Linked DNA regions of Homo sapiens: region 1 is linked to region 2. A link is a loop called in an ENCODE intact Hi-C map of the cell type or tissue named here. Cell type or tissue: heart left ventricle. All regions are shown on one strand.

Region 1 (2,500 bases), 170 kb before region 2:
AGCCAGTCAGCCTTTCATCATTAAGGGTCCAAGCAGTCTTCAGGTTATGTCGTTGTTCTCTTTTATGACTAAATATTTTTATTAGGACACTGCTTGCTGTGAACTGCCTGAAGGGTCATGGTGGTTATGAGCCTTTACTGAAAGCCATGAACACTGTGAGACCACCATGCCTTGCATTTCACATGGCATCTAAAAAACAGATTTCTTTATCTCCCCCTTCCAAGCCTGCATGGCACTTGTAACTCTTAGGGCAGTGTTCACATTCTGCTTAATATTTTAACCCCTTGTGGTATTTCTTATTAGCCTGCTAAACTTAGTTCCTCGAGGCCTCTGATTGCTTTAATGTTTATTCCTAGTTCTATGAGCATACTTTTTCAGCGGAAAGTTAGAGAGGTGTGTAGAGGGTTCGCAGAAAGTTGCAGAGACCCTAGGAAAGAGGCAAATAGGAGCAGCAATGGCATTGCGTGTGACAGCAACACTTTGGCTTATCAAAATCCTGTAGAAAACAGTCTGGGTTTCATGGGAAAGCAAGCTTTGCAGAATAGAATTTTAAAACGCACACAAAAAAAACAAGTACACTTGGGAAAGAAGGAACGCTGGAACCAGAAAGAACATGTGTTTGAAGTAATTAAAGTAAATGACAGGTAAAGAAACATCAGAACTGGATGAGAATGAAAGGTATTAGTAGGCAGGAGGGCAGCTTAAAGAGCTGGAGCAAGGTGGATTTTGTTTTTGTCTGTTTTTCGTCCTTTTAGCCATAGTTAGAGGGGGAGTGACATCTTGTGCAATTTAGAAAGTACAGGAATGCCTCCCTCTGAGCTCCCTGTGGGCAGGAACTGAGTCTTACCCAGTGTTGTATTTAGGTGTTGGGGAGTGAATAGAAGGAAGAGCACCTTCTCATTTCTTTGGCTTAAGAGGTTGGGAAGTGAGAGAATAAAACTGCAGGTGGTGTTGCCTAAAATGATAGAGAATTTTGTGTTTGAACACAATATTGGCATTGTACAATAAACGTGGCTATATCTAGAGGCTTGCATTTTTTGTCAAATGTGTGTGTAACAACCAAGAATGTTAACATTATAGTGAAGCTGTCTGCAACGTGAGATCTTTTTTTTTCGGTGTGAGATGAGGCTGCATGTGGTAGTTGAATGCTTTCCAAGAATGGTATGAAGCCCTCTCTGTGGCCTCTCCTGGAGTGGAGCCAGGTCATGGAGCTTTGTCTGGCGGTGGCTGTCAGCAACAAATGCCCATGTTCAAATATCTAGGGATTCAAGATTAGTGAGCAAGAAATGTGTATCATACTGCTTGGTGTAGAGAAAGGGGAATGGCTTTTTCTTGCCTTTGAGTATTAGATAGGTGTGTATTGTCTATATATGAATTGATAAAGATTGGTTATATATGTATGTACCAACATAATTTTATTTACTAATTTGTTATTATTGAGAGAACTAGTGGAATGTTAGTTATCAAACAGCCATTAGTTTTTAAATGCCAGACCTTAGTAAAATGCCCTTGACTAAGCTGCAAATACATAATCTTTCTATAATTGTCTGGGATCTTACTGCATCTTAGAGATATTCTCTCAGGGAAGCCATGTATTCCATGTGTTTGAAAATTAGAGGTACTTTACTGTGTGTGTATTTAGGTTCTGATTTAATAAAAATGCATTGTTTTAAAAGTTTGCTATTAGGCATGTGTCACACATAACTACTCCAATTTTTCATGCTTCTAAAAATGTTAGAGTTTTCATGTTTGTTTCTAATAAATGTCTTCATTCAAGTGTGCTAAAAACTAACCTCTAAGCCAATTTGTTTATTTTTAATTAAGGGGAGTTTTAGGATAACCTCCAGTAGTTGAGATAATGAGTTAAAGGTCTCCTTCAATTGTGTTCCCACATACAAAAGTACACATTTACCAAATTCTGCTATTTATATAAACATCAGCTACATAAAAAGCAGTCACTGAGCCTGTTTTCTGATCTTTAGATATGCTGACAGTACCTTACATGAAAAGTTAACATGGAGCAGGATTCCTTTGTCAGCATTAGGCAACAAGAACCCCCCAAGCCAGTGGCTATGTAGAAGATTGTTTTAGAATCAAGCTGTGGGCACCATTACACAGAGTAAGGCTGGGTCTTTCAGGTTCTTTCATATCTCTGTCATCAACAGATGAAGTGTCCAATGCTACATGTCTTAGTCTGTTTGGTCTACTATAACAACATGCCATAAGCTGGGTGGCTTATAAACAATAGACATTTCTCACAGTTCTGAAGTCTGGGAAGTCCAAGATCAAGGCGAGAGCAAATTCAGCATCTGGTAGGGCCCTGCTTCCTGGTTTATAGACAGCCACCTTCTCACTGTGTCCTCACATAGTAGAAGGGACAAGCGAGCTCTCTGGGGTCTCTTTTGTAAGGGCACTAATCCCATTCGTGAGGGTTCTACCATCATGACCTAAGCACCTTCCTAAGGCCCACCTTTTGAAACCATCACATTGGGGATGAGGA
Region 2 (2,500 bases):
ACCAGCCTGACCAACATGGAGAAACCCCGTCTCTACTAAAAATACAAAATTAGCCAGACGTGGTGGCACATGCCTGTAATCCCAGCTACTCGGGAGGCTGAGGTGGGAGAATCGCTTGAACCCAGGAGGCAGAAGTTGTAGTGAGCCAAGATCACGCCATTGCACTCCAGCCTGGGCAACGAGAGCAAAACTCCATCTCAAAAAACAAACAAAAAAATATCTGTTTACATTCCATCTCCTGCAACAGATCACAAGCTTTTTATTCTCAGGTCTGCAGCTTGGTAGCACTCATGTCCGTTGAGAGATCATCCGATGAATGCCTTCCCCCAGCCATGGTACTATGTAGTGTGGCTGCTGTCCTCTCTGTGCATGGAATGTAGAGCACTCAGGCATGGTCACTGCTTTGAATAGTCTTAACTATAGGATTTGGAGCACTGGCTCTTAAGTTTCCTCATCTGCAGGGTGGGATGATTTGCTTTAGATGATGTCAAGGTCCCTGTCTAATGCTAAGCCATGGGGTGGGCTGCACTTCTGTTTTCCTCCTCCTCTGCTGGGTTTTCTTGATGATTACACTGAACCCAGCAAGGCTCCTAAATCTAAAGGAGTTTGCTTTTCTCCCAAGGAGACGTGGGATGGGGCACCAAGGATATTCACAGGTATTTCTCACTTGTCTTGTATGATTACAAGAGGCTTTACCTAGCGGTCAAGAGATTGATCTGTGGCCACACAGCTTGGGTTTGAATCCTGGTTCCCCCATTTCCTAGCTGGTGACTGGGCCGCATAACTTCTCTGTGCCTTCATTCCCTCCTTGGTAAAATGGAGATAATGATAGTTCCTGCCTCAGAGAGTATTTGTGGAGATTAAATGATTGAATGCATATGGCATGCTTAGACCAGTGCCTGGCATCAGCGGCTGCTCAGAGCATACTGGGTGTCATCCCCACCGCACTGGCCAGTCTGCAAAAGGAGCCAGCGGTCTGGGAGCAGAGGGGCCTCTTTGGCTTGCTGCCAGGCTTTCCCCTTTGGCATGACCTGAGGGCGCCACCCGGTGCCCACACTGCTGCCATCACTGCACGAGCCACCTACCGCGCTCTGCTGCAGGCTTCCAGGGTGCTGCCGGCTTGGATTCAGGCCTAACTGGAATGTGTTTGCTGTTGTCAGGAGTGTGCTGATGCTGCCTCCCCAGCTCTGTCCCTAGCCGAACTCAGGACAACGTGCAGCGAGAATGAGCTGGCTGCGGAGTTCACCAACGCCATTCGTCGGTAAGCACCCTTTCCCCACCCCAGCTGGTGTTTATCCTGGGCATGGAGACTTTGTTCTGAGTTCTCTTTGCTGCTCCCAAAAGGAGAAGGTGCTGATGTGTTCCACTTTACCCATGTCTTGGAAGCCAGAAATGGAGAAGGCCTGTTGGTGCCAGGCCTTTCAAAACAGTGAGAAGAGAGAGCACTTAAGAGACAGCACTTAGGCAGTCATTGATTCATCAGTGAATAGGAAAATTCCTCTTCCTTTCCTTTTCTGTTATGTTGTTGCATTGGCTAGAAACTTCCGGGACAGTGTTAACTAGTGAGGTGAAAACAGGCACTCTTACCTTGTTTCCAACTTCAGCAGGAATACTTTCCTTCAGCGTTGGTAGTGTGAAAAAGCTTTGTGTATTTATTTAGTTCTGGGAAATTTTCCTCTATTATTTCAGTGTTTCTTTCCCCTCACCGCCCCCCAGTTCTTTATCTCCTCCTGCAAGGAGAAACAGATGCTGATTCATCTAGCTCTGTCTTCCGTATCTCCACTTTTCATACCTTCTTTCCATCACTGCTTTTTCCCCGGGTGCTACAGCAGCATTGTCCAGCAGAAATGTAATGTGAACCACATATGTACTTGTAAATTTTCTAGTAGCCACATTAAAAAGAACAAAGACAGCTGAAATTCCCTTTAATAACATTTTATTTAACATAATATGTCTACATTATTTTAACATATAGTCAATATTTTCTCAAACTATTAATGAAATTTTTTTTTAACCAAGTTTTCAAAACCTGGTATGTATTTTACACCTCAGCATATCTCAAATTCAGACATTTCAAGTTCTCAAGAGCCACATATGGTTGTGGCTGCCCTATCAGATAGTTGCAGTTCTGGAGAGACAGATTTTTTGGCTAAATTTTCCAGCTCACTAATTTATTCTTTAGTTAGGTTCATTGTGATGTTTGACCTATATGTTGAGTTATTTTGGTGATTAAATCTGTCATCTCTTTTTTAGTGATATGCATCTCTTTGAGGATTTTTATAATGCTTAAATTTTTTTTTTTTTTTTTTTTTTTTTGAGAGAGGGTCTCATTCTGTTGCCCAGGCTGGAGTGCAGTGACACAATCACAGCTCACTGCAGCCTCAATCTCCTGGGCTCAAGTGATCCTCCCACCCCAGCCTCCCAAGTAGCTAGGACCACAGGTGCATGCCCCCACACCTGGCTAATTTTTTTTTTTTTTTTTTTTGAGACAGGGTCTCCC

What was found. Peaks named below come from ENCODE experiments on the same cell type or tissue, not always from the same donor. Only the 100,000 strongest peaks of a DNase experiment are listed, where the experiment ranks them.
Region 1: it touches region 2 in a loop (2.2-fold over the local background); 5 of 110 quality-filtered maps call a loop at or near these places.

The regions. Positions count from the first base shown.
Region 1 is chr5:113,211,088-113,213,587 of GRCh38, reverse strand. The region is part of intron 3 of MCC (MCC regulator of Wnt signaling pathway); the gene reads left to right. Among named protein-coding and RNA genes, the nearest start is that of TSSK1B, 220 kb to the left of the region's middle. In heart left ventricle, no CTCF peak of the experiment used is centred here; a DNase peak (open chromatin) is centred at 1,199; H3K27ac peaks cover 935 bases.
Region 2 is chr5:113,042,291-113,044,790 of GRCh38, reverse strand. It overlaps MCC (MCC regulator of Wnt signaling pathway), which reads left to right. Exons shown (of 19, transcript NM_001085377.2): 17 at 1,161-1,261. Among named protein-coding and RNA genes, the nearest start is that of DCP2, 67 kb to the right of the region's middle. RefSeq lists an enhancer at 547-1,085. In heart left ventricle, a CTCF peak has its summit at 1,055 (motif pointing left); a DNase peak (open chromatin) is centred at 1,070; H3K27ac peaks cover 270 bases.